Linked DNA regions of Homo sapiens: region 2 is linked to region 1. Evidence: chromatin contacts called from ENCODE Hi-C data. All regions are on one chromosome and are shown on one strand. The core of a region is the stretch at or near the end of the contact, and the rest is flanking DNA. Distances in the headings are between cores, read along the strand shown. Region 1 overlaps EZR (ezrin). Region 2 overlaps PLG (plasminogen).

What was found. A loop is a pair of places that touch in the nucleus more often than their neighbours do. Pooled maps may share reads with other maps.
Region 2: a loop to region 1 is called in a map with no recorded cell type, with 8 times the contacts of the local background. The contact joins two enhancer-like sites. A Hi-C loop is called at or near these places in 2 of 37 single-sample maps with no recorded cell type and 1 of 50 pooled maps.

Annotation. Positions count from the first base shown.
Region 1 is chr6:158,806,608-158,812,272 of GRCh38, forward strand. The region is part of intron 2 of EZR (ezrin); the gene reads right to left. Among named protein-coding and RNA genes, the nearest start is that of EZR-AS1, 8.5 kb to the right of the region's middle. Within about 2 kb of position 2,429, at least 10 of the 41 ENCODE cell types and tissues checked have a DNase peak (open chromatin) inside an H3K27ac peak, as active enhancers do.
Region 2 is chr6:160,739,687-160,745,808 of GRCh38, forward strand. PLG (plasminogen) reads left to right here. Exons shown (of 19, transcript NM_000301.5): 17 at 1,625-1,731. Among named protein-coding and RNA genes, the nearest start is that of PLG, 41 kb to the left of the region's middle. RefSeq lists an enhancer at 2,672-2,741. Within about 2 kb of position 2,650, at least 2 of the 41 ENCODE cell types and tissues checked have a DNase peak (open chromatin) inside an H3K27ac peak, as active enhancers do.

The sequences.
Region 1 (5,665 bases), core at 1,179-3,678:
AAAACAATTCCTTAATACGTCAAGTTCAGTAAATATTATTCAATTTTCCTCCATTTCTTTGAAAATGTCTTTTTGCAGTTGATTTGTTCAAGTTATATAATGCACCTTGTTATCACACTATTTCCACATTGCCTTGTTCAGCCACGTTCTAAATAAAAAATCCAGTTTTCTCACCATTATCTGTCTAAATCCATTTAAGAGTCTCACCCAAACAGCAATGGATTATGTAAGCAAATACTTCAACATCCCAGCAGCCAACACCCTTAATTATTTAACTGAGGCAATGAAACACACCTTAATGAAAATACTGTACCAATATACACTACATATATGTTTACAAATAAAGTGATTCCAATCTCATATTTATGTGCTAAGCTTTAACCAAGTGACCTGTGGTTCAATTTTCTCTTTAAAAACATAACAGGCCAGGCGCAGTGGCTCACGCCTGTAATCCCAGCACTTTGGGAGGCTGAGGCGGGCGGATCATGAGGTCAGGAGATCAAGACTGTCCTGGCTAACATGGTGAAACCCCGTCTCTACTAAAAAATACAAAAAAAATTAGCCGAGTGTGATGGCTGGCGCCTGTAGTCCCAGCTACTCGGGAGGCTGAGGCAGGAGAATGGCGTGAACCCGGGAGGTGGAGCTTGCGGTGAGTCCAGATCACACCACTGCACTCCAGCCTGGGCGACAGACAGAGACTCCGTCTCAAAAAAAAAAAAAAAAAACAAACAAAAAAGACAAGGCTGGATCCCAAGACATATTTTATAAGAAATTTACAGATGAAGTAATGGTGCAATAGGTAAAATACTATCAAAACAATCATTTCCCTGAACCACAGCACCTGAGAAAGGATGGAAGAGTAAGTGGGTTTGGAAATGATGGACTTATCACCAAACCCTTGCAAAAACAAGTTCTTGAAGAAAGACCATCATGGTTCACTGTCCAACCCAAAAGTGATTTACCAGAAAACCAACAAAAACACATCACAGTGGGCCCACTCCTAAGTCACTCTGCCCAGTGGTTTTAACGCTTCAAAGAGTCAGTAAAGAATGAAAGTTAATTCTAGCTCTTGCCAAAGCCTAGGTGAAAATTTACAGTAGCACGCTCACCACCCCCTGACGATGTATTAGACATGTGTCTTTCCCCCTGCAATATAAGCTTCTTGAAAGCAGGTCTTTCTTTCAGGAGGGGCTGAGGAAGGCACGGCTCCCTTTACAACTCCAAACAGAAAGCCCATTTTATTTAGTCAGACCAGCATCTCCTTTCCAGAGCATTTTGCCATTGAGGAAAGGTGGGACAATGTGCATTTCAGGCTCAAATACACATTAGCAGGAAATGGGTTCCACCATTCACTGGATGTGACTGTCAACCAAGCAGGTGATAATCCTTTAAAAGCCTCTTTTTGTTCACCAATGTCTCCCCAGTACCTGAAAACCTGGCACAAAGTAGGTGCTCTATTTGTTGAATGAATGAACTTTATGCAGGGTGGTTGTACAGGTGTACCTAACATCAATAACTTAAGAAGAATGCGTGTGTGGAGTTCCGAGCTAAGGAATCCTAGTGGCCAACCCTGAAATCAATTCCTTATCTATGGGGAACATCTGAACCCCCAGCCCACAAGCACTTTAAGGCTGCCAGGTGGAGGCTGTTAGGGGGAGTATGTTAAGTAAGAATGCTGTGTAAACTGCATGCTTTTTCCAAGCTTTCGGGAAGCAGTTGCTGTTCTGTCCAACCCACCACCACTGGACTGTCCCATATGTAAATTTCCAATAAACCTGATGCTATCCCTGTTGAAGTCAACAGAGGTCTAGCAAGACAGCTGTGTTCATCGTGGCAGCAAAAGGACAAACAACAAGGTTACATTTACTTACTACATTATTTCATCGGGCTGCTAAGTTAGAGGAAAAGAATGACCATCACGAGCTAGTAAAGCTTTTAATCAGATTAGAATTTTATCAGGTACAAGTGGAACCGCACAGCCCTTACTGACCAGGGCCAGGCATAAGGCCAGGTGCTTCCCATGTGCCATCTTAGCAGGCATCCCAGGCGGGCACGCAGGATCTTGTTTACAGATGAGGAGGCAGAGGGAGGTGAAAAAACTTGCCCAAGATTACCCACTAGGAGGCAGGTATGTTTACCTATTTGCTCGTCCTTCTTCCCTCTATTTATCCTGCCAATAAACAAGAATTTAAAGTTTGCTATAAAATAATAATGCTAAACAACAAACAAACAAACTTGGGCCAGGCATAGTGGCTCATGGCTATAATGCCAACACTTTGAGAGACTGAGGCAGGAGGATGGCTTGAGGCCAGGTGTTTGAGACCAGCCTGCACAAAACAGTGTGAAACTTCATCTCTATAGAAATAAAAATAAAAAGATTAGTCAGGTGTGGTAGTGAGCGCCTGCGGTCCCCCAGGAGTTCAAGGCTGTGGTGAGCTATGATTGTACCACTGCACTCGTGCTTGAGCAACAGAGCAAGACCGCATCTCAAAAACACAAAAACAACACCTATCCTCTTGCTTTGCTGCCAGAAAAGACAAAAAGCACAAATAAACAAGCACCTGACAGCGTTATAGGTGGAGACCGAGTTCTATGAGTGCAGTAAAGTGGGGCACGGCACAGAGATGGAGCTGTACTTTAGACAGGGTGTTCTGAATCAGGAATGGACTTACAAAACATCTGCAGTCAGAAATTCACATACAGACTATAGTAGATCAAAAGCTCATTTTAAACTATCAATGAGGAAAAAAGCAATTCATTTACATAACATTCTCTTTCCAACTCAAACATCAGGTACAAATTGCTTTCTTTTAGCATATGCCAGAAATCTGTCATTACACAATAGCTTAGCAAGTGTGACACAAGATACTGCCACTTTCTCTACACAAAGACCCACCCAAACACCAGCTTTGTTTAAAACATTACCTCAGCACCACGATGCCTCTCCTCAGTAGTTTCTGAGTCCATGCTCAGAGTCCATGATGTGCTCAACATTGGCTAACAAAACACATTCTGTTCTTTGAGAACAATTTTTTAAAAACTGGAACCAATGGGGTGGATCTGCTTCCAAATATTAGTCCAGCCATAAAATATATACAAGGTTAGAATAAATGCTTAACAATAATTATTTTTATGCTAGAAGCAGGAGTTGGTCCATTTGTTTCTCTAAAGAGCCAGCCAGTAAGTATTTTAGGCTTTGAGGGTCTTACTTGGAGTCCGTTGCATATTGTTGTTTTTAAAATCCTTCAAAAATATAAAAACCATTTTTAGCTGGGAGACCAAATAAAAACAGGCCACAGCCAGACTCGGCCCTAAGATGATAGTTTACCTACCCCATCCTAAAGTAAAAACAATTATTTACAGTATCTGAAATGACAACTGTCCACACAGGCAGTTTAAAATTGATCTCTCAGGCAAAAATGGAAAACAAAATTAGGTTGCAGAAGTGACTTCTAACTTAAAAATATGAGCAAAATCTGATATACTGACTACTAGAGTTTGATCCTCAGGTGATACTGGTTCCTCTCCTATCAATAAAAGGTGGGTCATGGTGAGATATTTTTTATTTTGCTTTTAAGGTTTTGTTTTCAAGTATATTAGATTAAAAGGATAACTTAATGAAGTTTTACATTTCCTTTGAAACAGCATTACTGTTTGCCTGTAAGTGTTAAGAACGGGTTAATGAATAAAGGAAAACAGAACTGACCACTGCTGACTGGGAAGCCCACATCCCTCCACACTTACCCAAAGGATCTTACCAGCCGGGAGGCCCTCCCTGGTCTCCAGGGCACACTTCTCTTCTGTGAAGACCTCTATCATGCACTACACTGCATTGTAATTGCTTACATATCTGCTTTCACTAGGAGACTGAGAACTCCTTAAAGGCAAAACCAATCTTATTTTTATTGTCCCTGCACCAAGCACATAATGGGATATAATAGCGCTTCAAAACATGAAGGTGGTACCCATGTGACTGATAAGGGAATTCCGACTAGAACACACAGAGAGAGGATGGACATGAGACAAAATCAGAGTCCTCCCTTTTACTAAGATAACCCAAACTGTTCATATTGCTTTTTCCTTGAGAAGACCAATGGACAAACTTTACCCGTTTATAGGAACCCAGAGTTTTTACCTAACAGGGTTAAGTTTGAAAAACATTTGCGGGGTAGGGAAACACAAAAGAAACACATAAAGCTTACAGCATCTTAAGATGAGTTGTTTGGATTTCACTGATAAAAACTTTGTCTCCGTTTATCTTATGTAACATTCTTTCCACTTAAAAACTAACTCCCATTTTACGGCTGACGAAATTTAGGTTCACAGATGCTAAATGGCTTCCCCAAATACAGGTAAGCAGTAAATTAGCTATGAAATTCTCTTTATAGCTCTTTGTGGTTTCATTTTGAAAAAAATTATGTGTATTAACTATATCAAGCATTTCAGTCAAAAGTCTCTAAGTCACATTATAGCACAAGGGTTTTGTTTGGTTCTGAAAACTACCCAAGTCTGGAAAAATCTTTTTATGTCAACAGGCATGGATGGTAAATACATCAGAAGGAAAATAATGCAAACTTTGGTCTTTTCAACACACATTTACTGCTGAAATTAAAAACTAATTGGAGTACTTGGGGAGTCTCAAGGTAGTTACTACTGAAATGAAATAAGGGATAATTCAAAATGCATTCACTGACTTTGAAAGCAGACTGAATTTCACTGCTTCAGAATAGAGCTGAAACATCTAACTACCATTAGAAAGCAGACTGAATTTCACTGCTTCAGAATAGAGCTGAAACATCTAACTACCATTAGAAAGCAGGTATATCAAACCACCCTAAGAATCTCCAAATTGTCAAAGAGATATAAAAGTTTAAGTTAAAAAAATTAAGAAAAAAATTATAGTTCACTAAATGATACTGTTTTCCTTTCCCAAACTATAATTATTCAACATTTGTTAGAAATCACATTATCAGCCAGGCATGGTGGCTCACACCTATAATCTCAACATTTTGGAAGGCCAAGGTAGGAGGATAGCTTGAGCTCAGGAATTTGAGACTAGCCGCCTGGGCCACACAGTGAGATCTTGTTTCACAAAAAAATAAAAAATTAGCTGGGTGTGGTAGTGTGTGCCTGTGGTCCCAGTTACCCAGGAGGCTGAGGTGGGAAGATCACTTGAGCCAAGGGTGGGGGCCGGGGCACTGAGGCTGCAGTGAGCTGTGACTGTGCCACTGCACTCCAGCCTGGGTGACAGAGTGAGACCCTGTTTCCAAAAAAAAAAAATTCACATTATTTCATTAACAAAAGAGGCCAGTGTGGAAGGAATAAAAGAGGAACAAGGAATGGGATCTCTTACTTCCCTACCATTTATAGGGAAGGTCTAGCCTCTTTTTTTCTCTTTGAAAACAAAGAGCCAAAATGTGAGAGACCACTGGGCACTGCCAAATGAAGCTGTTACTGGACTCCCTGCAGAGAGAAACTCAAGTCAGAAGAATATTATGTTGAATGGCCTGCCCAAGTATAGGTAAGCAGTAAATTAGCTATGAAATTCTTGTTTTTATGGCTCTTTTTCACAGAGTCATCCTAGCCCCTATTCGAGTCCCAAATACCAATAACAGCACTCCTGGCATTTCAGCCGGACTGTAAGGCGGCTGGGCATCAAGTGACT
Region 2 (6,122 bases), core at 1,400-3,899, 1.9 Mb after region 1:
GGAGTTTGAGGCTGCAGTGAGTTATGATCGTGTCACTGCATTCCAGCCTGGGCGACAGAGTAAGACACTGTACCAAAAAAAAAAACACCAAAAAAACAAAAAACAAACAAAAAAAAAACAACTTCACAATGTCAAAAAAATCACAAATACAGTTTATAAATGTAAATTATATTATTATTATTGTCTTCTTTGATTTGATTTTCTCTTTCCTGTTGAAATGTTGTTTCACTAAGCCTGACAAAGTGAAACATTTGCTTATGTCACTCATTTAGTGCTGTTTGGAGCCAGATACTAGTTGAGTCAGCTAAGAAACAGCTATTTGTAGGAGAAGCAGGTTTGGGACAGGTGACAAGGCACGCAGGGCGCTCGCTGTGCTGGTGGTTCTGGAAGACAGGGTGTCAGTGTGGACAGGGATGAGCATGGCCTGGATGAGAAGGCACGGGGCAGGAGCCTGAGCTGCTCTCCTGGGCCTGGCCACAAGCCCAGGGCAGCTTCTCTGGGTCTGTGAACTGAGGGGTGATGTCCTGGGATGCTCTGACACTCTAGAAGGAGAGAAGAGCCTTTCCAGCTCAGCCTTTATAAACAGTAGCTGATCTCCCTCCTGCTCCCCAGTGTCCTCCCCGCCATCCCAGCAAATGTGCAAATAGAAGGTCCCCGTTCCTCATGATCCTCAGAGAGCTGGGGTGTTCTGATGGCTTGAACAAGTAATTTGGAAATTTTGGGTTTTGGAGGAGTTCTCTGATAGGCTGATACATTTCGAGTTTAGAGTTCCCACCCCACATCCCCACACCCCGAGTCTAGGGCATTTAGTGCTCCACCAGGGAACCTGTAGAGTGAGGACGTCTGCATGACAGGCTGGGCCTTCTGATGATGCTCAGAAGCAGAAAGTGTGCCTGCTTCAAAGTTGGTGACGATGATGTTTCTTGATCAGAATAGGGCATTTCTTATTTCCAATCCTTTATCCTCTTGAACTTACTAAAGTAGAATCAGGTCTAAAAACCGGAGTTCTAATGTTTGAGAGTCCCTGGGACTCTAAAGTATATGAATGTTCTTTGAAAACAAATACCATTTTGTTCAAGCAAAAGGCTTATTTCCAATCCTCTTTCATTTGGTATCAAGTATTTTACTGGATTCTTACAACTATGGCGTAGTAACATTCACTGAGGAGGAAATGGAGGATCCAAGGATGGAGCAAGTTGCTCTGGGCACACAACACATTTGCAATTTTACAGCCTCTTGGTGGCATCTCAGTCAGACATTCCATGCACTGATCAATGCCCTATTCGATTAATGTAAAAGGACACACTCAGCATGAGATTCCAGTTGTGCACAGAATATACATGAGAAGTGCGCCTTTGTCATCCCTACTTTCAAAGGTGAAGGCCACCAGCAGTATCTTGCATGCAACTGATGCCTTTCAAATGAAACCTTACATCTGCATAGTCCATAGACAACCACAGGCAAATGTGAGGGTGAAACTCTGTGTTCTACGTTGCTCTGTGTCAGTGAAGCAAGGCAGTGCCAGTTCAGAGGGCTCTGGGGCCTCAAGACAGGGATGACTGGTTGTGGGTACTGCAGCTGCGAGCAGAGCAGTCAAACATAACTGCTGATGCTTTTCTTTCAGTCCTGCCGTCATCACTGACAAAGTAATCCCAGCTTGTCTGCCATCCCCAAATTATGTGGTCGCTGACCGGACCGAATGTTTCATCACTGGCTGGGGAGAAACCCAAGGTGAGATAAATTCCATTGCCCACATAACGAATTGGTTTTGACCTACAGTCCATGTGACAAAATGATCATTTTGGAGAAAGCTGTGCAAATTCCTATCCATGAATGTGGTCCACCCCACTCCTGATTTTGCCTGGGCACCTGTCTATGTCTTAATCAGTCTTCAAGGCACATGATCAAAGGGAGGAAAACTGTGTCTTTGAGTCTCTCTCTCTCTCTCTGTTTTCAGAACATTTTTATTTCAATTAATTAATTTTTAACTTTTATTTTAGGTTCAGGGGTACATGTGCAAGTTTCTTGTATATGTAAACAGTGGTTTGTCATGCAGATTATTTTGTCACCTAGGTACTAACCCTAGTACCCAATTCTTAGTATTTCCTGCTCCTCTCCCTCCTCCCACTCTTCTCCCTCAAGTAGGCCCCAGTGTCTGTTGCTCTCTTCTTTGTGTCCATGAGTTCTCATCACTTAGCTCCCACTTATAACTGTGAACATGTGGTATTTGGTTTTCTGTTCCTGTGTTAGTTTTCTAAGAATAACGGCCTCCAGCTCCATTCATGTTCCTGTAAAAGATATTACCTCATTCTTTCTTATGGCTAAACAGTATTCCATGGTGTATATGTACCACATATTCTTCATCCAATGTGTCATTGATGGTCATATAGGTGATTCCATGTCTTTGCTACTGTGAATAGTGCTGCAATGAACATTCATGTGCATGTGTCTTTAGGGTAGAATGATTTATATTCCTCTAGGTATATCGCCAGTAGTAGGATTGCTGGGTTGAAAGTTAGTTCTGCTTTTAGCTCTTTGAGAATCACCATACTGCTTTCTACAGTGGATGAACTAATTTACAGTCCCACCAGCTGTTAGTGTTCTCTTTTCTCTGCAACCTTGCCAGCATCTGTTATTTTTTGACTTTTTAGGAAGCCATTCTGGCTGGTGTGAGATGATTTTTCATTGTGGTTTTGATTTGCATTTCTCTAACGATCAGTGATATTGAGCTTTTTTTCATATGTTTGTTGGCCACAGGCATGTCTTCTTTAGAAAAGTGTGTTAGTGTCCCCTGTCCATTTTTTAATGGGGTTTTTTTTTTCTTGTAAATTTGTTTAAGTTCCTCATAGATGCTGGATATTAGACCTTTTTCAGGTGCATAGTTTGCAAATATTTTCTCCTGTTCTCTAGGTTTTCCCTTTACTCCCTTGAGAGTTTCTTTTTCTGTCCAGAAGCTCTTAAGTTTAATTAGATCCCATTTGTCAATTTTTGCCTTTGTTGAGATTGCTTTTGGCATCTTCATGAAATTTTTGCCCGTTCCTATGTCCAGGATGGTGTTACCTAGGTTGTCTTCCAGGATTTTTGTACTTTTGGATTTTACATTTAAGTCTTTAATCCATCTTGAGTTGATTTCTGTATATGGTGTAAGGAAAGGGGTCCAGTTTCCATCTTCTACATATGGCTAGCCAGTTACCCCAGCACCATTTATTGAATAGGGAGTTATTTTCCCATTGCTTGTTTTTGTCAGCTTTGTTAAAAATCAGATGTCTGTAGGTGTGTGGCCTTATTTCTGGGCTCTCTATTCTGTTCCACTGGTCTACGTGTCTTTTTTTTTTTTTTTTTTTACCAGTACCATGCTGTTTTTGTTACTGTAGCCCTGAAGTATAGTTTGAAGCCAGGTAATGTGATGTCTCCAGCTTTGTTCTTTTTGTTTAGGATTGCCTTGGCTATTCTGGCTCCTTTTTGGTTATATATAAATTTTTGAAGTAGTTTTTTAATAGTGCTGTGAAGAATATCATTGGCAGTTTGATAGGAATAGCAATGAATCTGTAAATTACTTTGGGCAGTATGGCCATTTTAATGATATTGATTCTTCCAATCCATGAGCATGGGATGTTTTTCCATTCATTTGTGTCATCTCTGATTTCTTTGAGCAGTGTTTTGTAATTCTTATTGTAGAGATCTTTACCTCTCTGGTTAGCTGTATTCTTACATATTTTATTCTTTTTGTGGCATTTGTGAATGGGACTGTGTTCCTGATTTGCCTCTGGGCTTGGCTGTTGTTGGTGTAAAGGGATGCTAGTGATTTTTGTACATTGATTTTATATCCTGAAACTTTGCTGGAGTTGATTATCAGCTGAAGGAGCTTTTGGGCTGAGACTATGGGGTTTTCTAGACATAGAGTCATGTCATCTGCCAACAGGGATCGTTTGATTTCCTCTCTTCCTATCTGGATGCCCTTTATTTCTTTCTCTTGCCTGATTGCTCTGACCAGGGCTTCCAATACTATGTTGAATAGGAGTGGTGAAAGAGGGCATCCTTATCTTGTGCCAGTTTTCAAGGGGAATGCTTCCAGCTTTTGCCCATTTAGTATGATGTTGGCTGTGGACTTGTCATAGCTGTCTCTTATTATTTTGAGATATATTCCTTCAGTACCTAGTTTATTGAGAGTTTTCAATATAAAGGATGGTAAATTTTATCAAAATCCTTTTCTGCATCTATTGAGATAATCATGTGGGTTTTCTCTTTAGTTATATTTATGTGATGAATCACATTTATTGATTTATGTATGTTGAACCAAGCTTACATTCTGGGGATAAAGCCTACTTGATCACGATGGATTGGCTTTTTTATGTGCTGCTGGATTTGGTTTGCAAGTATTTTGTAAAGGATTTTTGCATCAGTGTTCATCAAGGATATTGGCCTGAAGTTTTTTGTTGTTTTTGTGTCTCTGCCAGGTTTTGGTATCAGGATGATGCTGACCTCATAGAATGAATTGGAGAGGAGACCCTCCTCCTCAGTTTTTTTGAACGGTTTCAGTAGGAATGGTCATAGCTCTTCTTTGTACATCTGGTGGAATTCAGCTGTGAATCTATCTGGTCCTGGGCTTTTGTTGGTTAGTAGGCTATTTATTACTGATTCAATTTTGGAGCTCATTATTGTTCTGTTCAGGGAATCAATTTCTTCCTGGTTCAGTCTTGGGAGGGTGTATGTGTCCAGGAATTTATCCATCTCTTTTAGGTTTTCTAGTTTGTGTGCATGGAGCTGTTTGTAGTAGTTTCTGATGGTTATTTTTATTTTTGTGGCATCAGTGCTAACATCCCCTTTGTCATTTCTAATTGTGTTTATTTTGGTCTTATCTTCCTTTTCTTCATTAGCCTAGCTAGCAGCCTACCTATCTTATTACTGTTTTCAAAAAACCAACTACTGGACTTGTTGATCTTTTGAATGAATTTTCATGTCTTGACTTTCTTCAGTTCAGCTCTGATTTTGGTTATTTCTTGCCATCTGCTAGCTTTGGGGTTGATTTGCTCTTGTTTCTCTAATTTTTTCCATTGTGATGTTAGGTTCTTAATTTGAGATCTTTCTTCTTGATGCTAGCATTTGGTGCTATGAATTTCTCTCTTAACACTACCTTAGCTCTGTCCAAGAGATTCTGGTATGTTGTATCTTTATTCTCATTAGTTCAAAGAACTTCCTGATTTCTGCCATAATTTCATTATTCACCCAAAAGTCATTCAGGAGCATGTTGTTTGATTTCCATGTAATTGTACGGTTTTGAGTTATTTTCTTAGTCTTGACTGGTATTTCATTGTGCTGTGGTCTGAGAGTGTGTTTGGTATGATTTTGGTTCTTTGGCACTTGCTGAAGATTGTTTTATGTCCAATTATGTGGTTGATTTTTAGAGTATGTGCCACATGGTGATGAAAATGTACATTCAGTTGTTTTGGGAAAGAGAGTTGTGTAGAGGTCTATCAGATCCATTTGGTCCAATGCTGAGTTCAGGTCCTGAATATCTTTGTTAATTTTGTGCCTCGATGATCTGTCTAATACTGTCAGTGGAGTACTGAAGTCTCCCACTATTATTTTGTGGGCGTCTAAGTCTCTTTGTAGGTCTCTAAGAACTTTATGAAGCTGGGTGCTCTTGTGTTGGGTTCACATGTATTTAGGATAGTAGATCTTCTTTTTGAATTGAACCCTTTACCATTATGTAATGCCCTTCTTTGTCTTTTTTGGTCTTTGTTGGTTTAAAGTCTGTTTTGTCTGAAATTAGGATGGCAACCCTTGCTTTTTTGTCTGATTTCCATTTGCTTGGTAGGTTCTCCTCCATCCCTTTATTCTGAGCCTATGGGTGTCATTACATGTGAGATGGGTCTCTTGAAGGTAGCATACCAGTGGGTCTTGCTTTTTATCCAGCTTGCCACTCTGTGCCTCTTAAGTTGGGCATTTAGCCCATTTACATTCAAGGTTAGTATTGCTATGTGTGAATTTGATGCCCTCATTGTGTTGTTATGCTGGCTTGTTTGTGTGATGGTTTTATAGTGTCATTGGTCTGCGTATTTAAGTATATTTTTGTATTGGCTGGTAGCCATCTTGCTATAGTTAGTGCTTCTTTCAAGATC